Regions from separate parts of the Homo sapiens genome. Here region 2 is linked to region 1. A link is an interaction called in ENCODE POLR2A ChIA-PET data of the cell type or tissue named here. Cell type or tissue: A673. All regions are shown on one strand. Each heading gives the region's core, and the rest is flanking DNA. Links, peaks and the distances in the headings are about the cores only.

Region 1 (4,401 bases), core at 171-4,170:
TTGCAGACTGTCCTTTATCCTTTCTCAAAGAATGAAAGTCCTATTCATTTTCCATAACTGTGTTTCAATATCAGTTTCTTTGTGAGGTATTATTGATTTCTAACCCCTTCACAGGTTCTAGAATAAATTCCTTCCTCTTCAATATTCTCAAGAGTGTTTCATCAGGCATCTATTCTAACACTTAGTTAATTCTACCCTCTGAGTTCATTTATTTGTTGAGTACCTACTATGTACCAGGCACTGGTCTAAGCCTAGGGATAGATAGAACAGTGAACAAAACAGATAAAGTCTCCAGTCTCATGGAGGTTATTACTCTAGTGGGTGGACATGACAATAAATGAATAAGTATTGGGAGGAAGAAAAAGCAAGGGAAGGGAGTTAACGAGTGCCAGGGAGAAGTGGGTTACTATTTTGTATTGAGTGGTTGGAGGATGCCTCACTGGGAAAGTGACATTTGAGCAGAAACCTTAAGGAAGGGAGGGTGTGAGCTAGGCAGATATTTTGGGGAAGAGAATTCTAAGCAGAGGGAGTAACAATACAAAAGACCGTGCTTGGCTCACTTGAGGAGTAGCAAGGAGGACAGTGATGTGGAGTGAGTGAGGGGAAAAGCATAAGGGGATAGGATCAGGCTCTGAAAAGCACTTGGATTTTTACTCTGAGTGGGAAGTGAAGTCATTGGGAGGTGTTCAGCCGAGGAGTGATGGAGCTGCAGTGCTGAGAATAGACCGTTGACTGGTGAAGGGAGAAGAGAATGATGTTTTGCACTGGGAAGTGGTAAGAAGTGGTTATATTCTAGATATATTTTGAAGTAAGAACATAATTGCAGAATTGATGGATTGGACATGGGTGTCAGAAGTCAAGGATGCCTCCAATGTTTCTGCCTTGAGTAGGTGGAAAAATGGAGTTTCCAGATACCAACATGGGGTAGGTGGTGCAAGAAACAGGCAAGGGGGGCAAGATTAGGAGTTTTGCTTTGGGACTTGTTAATAACTTTTTTACTTTAAAAATAATTTTTAATTGAAATATCACATTCTAGCAGAAAAGTGCTTGTCGAATTTTCACAAAACAACTGCACCTGTAATTTGCATCGAGACTAAGAAATAAAACACTCCAACAGACCCAGAGGCAGAGATTACAAGTAGGCATCTTGGATAGACAATTCTATAGTTTAGGGGAGATATAAATGTGGGATTTGTCAGCATACAGATGGCAGTTAAAGCCATGAAACAAGATGAAATTACCTAGGAAGTAAATGTGGATAGAGAAGAAAAGAAGTCTGAAGACTGAGCTGTGGGACCTTCTAACGTTTAATGGCTGGGGAGATGAAAGGGAAACAGCAAAGGATACTGAGAGGAGCAGATGGTGATGTAGGAGACCCAGGAGAGAGTGAGAACAAAGAAAGAGTACTAAGTACAGGAACTCTGCCATAAGGATTGGGAATATGCATTGAAGAAGATCCAGGTCCCTTCCCTGCCCTCGTGTCAAGTGGGGTAAAACATGACACGTTAAAAAAAAAAAAGGCATGGAAAAAAATTCCATCTATCTATGTACTTATCTTCCCATATTTTGTTATGAAGTATAACACAGGCTAAAAAGAAATGTAACTTTTTTTTTTTGAGACAGAGTTTCACTCTCATTGACCAGGCTGGAGTGCAATGGCGCAATCTCGGCTCACCACAACCTCCGCCTCCTGGGTTCAAGCGATTCTCCTGCTTCAGCCTCCCGAGTAGCTGGGATTACAGGCACGCACCACCATTCCTGGCTAATTTTGTATTTTTAGTAGAGACAGAGTTTCTCCATGTTAGTCAGGCTGGTCTTGAACTCCAGACGTCAGGTGATCCGCCCACCTTGGCCTCCCAAAGTGCTGGGATTACAGGTGTGAGCCACCGCGCCCAGCCCAGAAATGTAACTTTTGATGGTGGGGGGGCGGATCTGATTTAGTTAGGAATGGCTTCTCTGAGGAAATGATGTTTAACTTGAAGCTTGATGGATGAAAAGGGATTTTCTAAGATCAAATTTGGAGGATGTATTAGTTTCCCAAGGCTGCTGTAACAAAATACCATAAACTGAGTGGCTTAAAACACAAGAAATTTATTCTTTCACAGTTCTGGCAGCTAGAAGTCAGAAATCACAGTGCAGCAAGGCCATGCATGCTCTCTGTGACTCTGCAGAAGAATTCTTTCTGGCCTCTTCCAGCTCCTGGTAGCTCCAGGCATTTCTTGATTTATGACAGCATAATTTTAATCTCTGTCTCCACATGGCCTACTTATCTGTGTGTGCGTCTCTGTGTCCTCTCCTCTTCTTAAAAGGACATCAATTATTAGGTTTAGGGCCCACCCTAAATCTAAGATGATTTCATCTCGATATCCTTAATTAGTTATGTCTGCAAAGATGCTATTTCCAAATGAGGTCACATTCTTTTTAAGAAATAAATTTTATTTTTTTCAGATACATGGCATGCAGTCACCAAATGAGGTCACATTCTGGGGTTCTGAGTGGACGTGATTTAGAGGAACACTATTCAACCTCGTACAGGGAACAAACAGAAGAAATAACATGTTTGAAGCAGTAGTGTGTTGGAGCTGACTCAAACCTGCTATCAAGAGCCAACTGTTAAATTTTCAGCAATTTTGTTATCTGGTAGACATTAGTAACTTGAAATTGATCACAGTGTGAGTATTTGCATTGTGGAAATTGACAAATGCCACAAATCATGTTTGTTTATTTTTCTTCTGGAGAACCCATTGTTAAACATTTACCAGCACACCACTGGTTTGAAGGCCTTGTATCTGAAAAGACATGTGTCTAGCATGGCTGGCCTATAAGGAAGTGTGGACTGGAGGGGAAGAACAGGCCAGGACATGTAAGGTCTTGAAGATCTCAGTAAGGATTTTAGGTTTTTTTTTTTTTTTGAGACAGTGTCTTGATCTGTCTCCCAGGCTGGAGTGCAGTGGTGCGATCTTGGTTTACTGCAATCTCCACCTCCCAGGCCTAGTGATCCTCCCACCTCAGCCTCCTGAGTAGCTGGGACTACAGGCACATGCCACCAAGGCCATCTAATTTTTTTTTTTTTTTTTGGTAGAGATGGAGTTTTGTCATGTTGCTTAGGCTGGCCTGGAACTCCTGGGCTCAAGGTATCTGCCTACCTCAGCTTTCTAAAGTGCTGGGATTACAGGTGTGAGCCACCACACCCAGCCAGGATTTTAGATTTTAACCCAAGTGCAACTGAGGGATATCTGAGAGTTTTAATCAGGGGAGCGGCAAGGTCAGATTTGTGTCATTGTTCTAATTGTTTATATGCCAGTCTTTCCTTGACAGGGATTTTATCTTCATTATTTTTTGTTTCTCCCATGAATTTTGCATAGAATAGGTACTTGATAAATGCTCATCCATCTAAATGGGGTTTTATAAATACTATGCATGCTAGTAAAAGCAATGGTTAATGAGCCAGCAAAAATGATTGATATGGTTTGGATTTGTGTCCCCACCCAAATCTCATGTGGAATTGTAATTCCCAATGTTGGAGGAGGGACCTGGTGGGAGGTGATTGGATCATGGGGGCTATTGCCCTCTTGTTGTTTTCCTGATAGTGAGTGAGTTCTCACAAGATCTGGTTGCTTAAAAGTGTGTAGCACCTCCCCCTTCTCTCTTTCTCCTGCTCCGGCCATGTGAAGATGTGCCTGCTTCCTCTTTGCCTTCTGCCATGATTGTAGGTTTCCTGAGGCCTCCCCAGAAGCAGAAGCCTGTACAGCCCATAGAACCATGAGCCAATTAAACCTCTTTTCTTTATAAATTACCCAGTCTCAGGTATTTATAGCAGTGCAAGAACGGACTAATACAATGATCAAACCCGAAGATGTCATCGAGGATTCACAAAACAGTTCTATCATTTTGGTACACCATCCGTTTAACAGACATGTATTTAGAACCTGCTGTCTACAGGCACCATGGGGATACAGCAATGAAGAAGACACAGTCCTACTCTCAAGTTGGAATCTTGTGGAGAACACACCAAAGCCTGTCAGAGTCCCCTGTGATAAACTGTATGACAAAGTAAACATGGGCAGGTCTCCTGAATTTTGGGGACCTGGGGAAGCTCCCATGGGAAGCACACTTTTTAGAGATAGTATTGCTGCCTGGAATGATACACTGAGTTCAATATCATCCTTTAAAAATGGCGGTACACAGGCTTGGGGAAATGAGGATCTGAAGGGTTTTGTCCCTTTGAAGTGACCCTCAAAGCTTGTTATACGTTCTATTTGCCCATATTCACTATTGCTATCACCTTTATCCCTTCAGGCTGTGGTAGGCAGAATTCTAAGATGATTCCAATAAACCTTGTCCTTGTATAATCCTCTTCCCTTTTAGTGTGAATATGATAGTGCTCCTGTGCTGACATTA
Region 2 (4,401 bases), core at 266-4,265, 83 kb after region 1:
CCTGTTTTTCTCCTTTTTTGGCCCAAGTGGGTAACTGAGGCTCAGTTTACATACATCAAATTACCAAAATGCTGTCTTGTATATAGTTTTGAAAGATAGAGATGGGTTTGTAATGTTTTTCAGACCTGATTCAGAGCTCAATTTAGTTTTTCTTTTGGTATTCAGGCTATTATATTCGTCATAAAAACAGGCACTGTGTGTGCCTTAGTAAATAATTTATAACTTTCCCCATAACTCAGGGGAACCCACCATAGTCTGACTGTCTGCCTTTTACCTTCTCATCTCTATACCTCCAGGTCTCTAGTGATCATAAAAGTGATCGAAGCCCTGATCTGATTTTTATCACAAAGCCATTCTTCTTTGTGGGTACTTTGGTTCTGGAGACAGAGAATCATGAGATCAGATAAAGCCATGTGGAGGGCTGAAAGTTGGCTGGAATGGCGCTTGGGGCCCAGTTTATGCTGTTGGAGCATTTCCTGTGTGCCCTTTGAAACCTCTGAACTCAGCTCTTCAAAGTGAGAGCTTTGTCTTTCCGCTGAACACATATATTTGCTACTTATTATCTTTCTCTTGCCATCTCCACCCTTACTTGACTCAGCCAACATCGATATATCAAAGCAAAAGCATTGCTCTGACTGAGTCATAAGTTATACTTTTACCTGACATTATCTGGCTGTGTAGAAATGAAAGCATAAAAATAATGGAGGTTTTGTGTACAGGTCTACACACACACACACACACACACACACACACACACACACACACACACACACACGTCTTCTTCTTTGCTTCACTTATCATGCTCTCACTACTTCCACTGTTTCTCTCCCCAACTCCTGCCCACTCCCACTCATAGCAGTTTATTAAAGAAGTATGTTTTCTCATGAGCCAATTGGGTAATTTTTCAAGTTGAACCCCATTAACATTATAAATGCCGTTATAAATGCTTGTTTTTCAAAAATTTGTCTTTCCAAAACTTTGTTCTGGGTCAGAAAATTTATTTCTCTTTAGAGAGCCAGTGTTGCATGAGGAAATTGAAGCTGATCTCTGGGTGTGTGTTTGTGCTAATTTGCTGTACAATCAAATACAGATATAGGTTAATAAATGCTGTTCTTTGATCTGTTGCTACAAAGGATTCATTGTAAATACATTACTAGATAAGTAAGTTAGAACTTTGTAACTGTCTCTTGCAAACGGTGCCCCATGCCACCCATTAGCATGTGCAAGAAGTGATACATTTGGCTTCAGCCTGCCTGGGTTTTACTTTGCTGATTTGTTTATTTTTAAAATAGTTACCCATAGTATACTTCCATTTGGGGTGTCCTCATAGAAGGATAGCACTCAGGCAGAGAAATAGCCCAAAAAAACAATAACAGCACCAAAAACTTGGTAGCAAGAATTTAATAAAACCAAGGGAGGCCAATGTTTCTATAGGTAACCATTTAACATTTGTCATTATGTGTCTAGCTCTAGCCAAGGCATTGCAAAGAATGCAAAAAGACATGATCAAAGGCCTCAAGATGTTTACAGTCCTGTTAGGGGATGAAGGTATTGGAGTGAATCACATTCACTAAAATGGGAATAAAGACTTCTACCTTAAAATCATGGTGTTTTTCAGGGAATCAGAACTAATATGATATGACTGGAGTTAATATGTTATTGTGGGGGATGGGGAGGAGTAGACTATTGGTAGTTGTGGCTACAAATTTGGCAGGATTCAAATATTGAAAGGGATTTGTATGTCAAGCTAAAGAATTATAATTTTTCTCTATAGACAATGGGGGAATTAACCACCGAAGAATTTTGAGTTGGTGAATGACATAAAAAGATTTGTATTTTAGAAAAATAACTGGCATGTTGCGGGGTGTGAAATGAAGTAAAAGAAGTCTTCAGTTGTGAAGTTACATGTCCATTGAGTCTAGCAGATACCAAACAATCACATCAAAATCCTGAAATAATAATAAATAAAGAATTCTACCTTGTCTGTCTCAGTGATTGTACGTGGAGGTATGTTTCTTTTTACTCATAAGTGTACAGTCTGTGTAATTAAGTGGCAAAGCCATTTGAAAAGGTCACTGTTTAAATCACAGGACTTATCTAGGTGTGACAACCCACGGTGATGAGAGATTTAGAGCCAGTCTCTACTGAGTGCTGATGTGGGGCTGATGTGGACTCTAGGAGGCTTTGTGGGAGAACAGGGTAAAGGCTTTGGTTCTGGAGAGAAAGTGATATGCCCTCAACTATGTATTTCAGGTTTCCATGGTCAGCATCTAGGCCTTCCTGCTATTATCTGCCTTGTGAGACTGGAGGACAAACTGGAAGCCAAGAGATACAATCCCAAAGTTGCTTGAGTGTCAGACAAATAAAAGAAAAACATTTTCCTTCCTTCCTTCCTTCCTTCCTTCCTTCCTTCCTTCCTTCCTTCCTTCCTTCCTTCCTTCCTTCCTCTCTCCCTCCCTCCCTCGCTCCCTTCCTCCTTTGCTCCCTCCCTCTCTCCCTCAGTCCTTTCCTTCCTCCATCCCTTCCTTCTGTTGTGGAAGAAAAAACGTTTCCTTTATCGTCTTAGGTTCAATACCTGGGACTTGCAAATTAAACTGACAAAAGACAAATTAGCGGGAGAAAAGGTACAGTTTTTATTTAGTATTTTTATGTACATGACTGTTCGCAGAAAAGAAGTCTCAAAGAAGTGGTTATAATGAGGGCTTATATATCATTTTTATGAAGGGCAATAAATTGTGAGAAAGTGGCTAGAAAAAGCAAAGAGAGTTGGAGCTTCTAGGGGTGATAAATTGTGGGAAAGTCACTAGGAAATATATGGGGGGAACTAATAGAAGAGAAGGATTATTTTAGTAAATTCTGTTTATGCAGACTGATCTCAGCATCAACTCCCCATCTTCAGTGATAAGAGTTATGCTTCTCTTCCTGATAAAGGGAGGGCACCTTTTTCATGATAAATTTATGCCCTACTTTTATGCAGACAAAAGGGAGGCAGAGAACTTTTGCAGCACCAGTTGATTCTCAATTGCTTTCAGCTCAAAATAATCCTTATGCCGAAATAGCATATTTTATGGTGGCATATCCTGATCCCCTTCACTTCCAACCTTTTTTTTTTTTTAAAGATGCATTGGGTGTGAGGTGTGCTTTTGGGAAAGTATGGATTACATAATTCCTAACACAGGCTGGTTTGTATTCCATGGATAAAGACTCCAACCCTCAGATCCCATTTAGATGACATCCTTGCTAAGTCAGCCTTCAACTGCAGGTCTTTCACATAAGCCAAACTGATCATCTAAGTGATAAGGCATGTGAGAATATTTATAATCCACAAAGTGCTAAGAAAATACAAATTATATGGTTTCACTTTTTACATTATTAAAATAAATCATTTAAAAAGGATTTCTCTGCTGCTTCCTATAAATAAAGGCAGCATTGCCCTCCTCCCCCGATCTGTTCCTACTGTGGGTCATGGGAGGAAAGATGGAGCCAGCGAACTGACTTCTCGCTCACAGTGAAAATCAGAAGAGGTCCAATACTTCTCTAGCCTGAATCAGTTGACTTTCATTTGTTTTTATTTTTTCTTGTTTGCCTTGATCTACATTGCAATCAGTATGCAAATGTGTGCAACACACTCTCAGGAGCAAACTCACTCAACAAAGCATATTGGGCTACATCATTGCTATAGTGATAACCTTGAATCTGCTCTAATCTGTGAAGGAGCACATCATTGGGACACTTCCACGCTTTGTTATTGTTAACAAATTACTTATGACTCACCTCATAAATGACCCTAACAATACCTGTGATTGTGACTAACTGTTCCCAGCCTCAGCCTGGTGATCAGGAAGAGAATTGTTCTGTTTTCCTTTGCATTGATTCCAGTTCTGGGAGGCTTCCAGATCCTTTTAGTTCAATAGATTTCTACTTAATTTCACTATACTTAGGCACTCAGATGGGCTCAGGAGATACAGATGTAAATCACGCCTGCTTACCACCTTCCTCATGCTCACCACCTTCCTCATGCTCACCGTCTAGTGAGGAAGTGCTTCCATAATGCTTTTCCTAGCTGTCTCTCTACCTTTCTTTTATTGGTCCTTCTGGTCCCAGGTTTCTCTTTTCCCCCCACCATGGAGATTCCAGCAAATCTTGTAGGAAACCTTTCAGAAGTGTCTGAGACTCCTCTTTGCTCTCACAGCCCTCTGGCTTTATATTTATTTACCAAGATACATTGTACTGCATCTTACTCTATATGCCAGGTGCTGTGCGCTTAACCCTGCTTAATCCTCACAACCCTATGAAGTAAGTGCAGATGAGGAGACTAAAGCTGAAAAAGGGCCAGGTGCAGTGGTTTATGCCTGTAATCCCAGCAGTTTGGGAGGCTGAGGCAGGAGGATGGCTAGAGCC

Evidence for each region. ChIA-PET counts read pairs that join two places held together with the same protein. Peaks named below come from ENCODE experiments on the same cell type or tissue, not always from the same donor. Only the 100,000 strongest peaks of a DNase experiment are listed, where the experiment ranks them.
Region 2: POLR2A ChIA-PET joins it to region 1 with 12 read pairs; 2 of 35 experiments call an interaction of 5 or more read pairs at or near these places.

What each region holds. Positions count from the first base shown.
Region 1 is chrX:46,399,126-46,403,526 of GRCh38, reverse strand. No RefSeq gene overlaps it. Among named protein-coding and RNA genes, the nearest start is that of KRABD4, 46 kb to the left of the region's middle. In A673, for the core only: no CTCF peak of the experiment used is centred there; no DNase peak of the experiment used is centred there.
Region 2 is chrX:46,316,715-46,321,115 of GRCh38, reverse strand. No RefSeq gene overlaps it. Among named protein-coding and RNA genes, the nearest start is that of LINC01186, 8.8 kb to the left of the region's middle. In A673, for the core only: no CTCF peak of the experiment used is centred there; a DNase peak (open chromatin) is centred at 2,365; H3K4me3 peaks cover 157 bases; H3K27ac peaks cover 3,955 bases.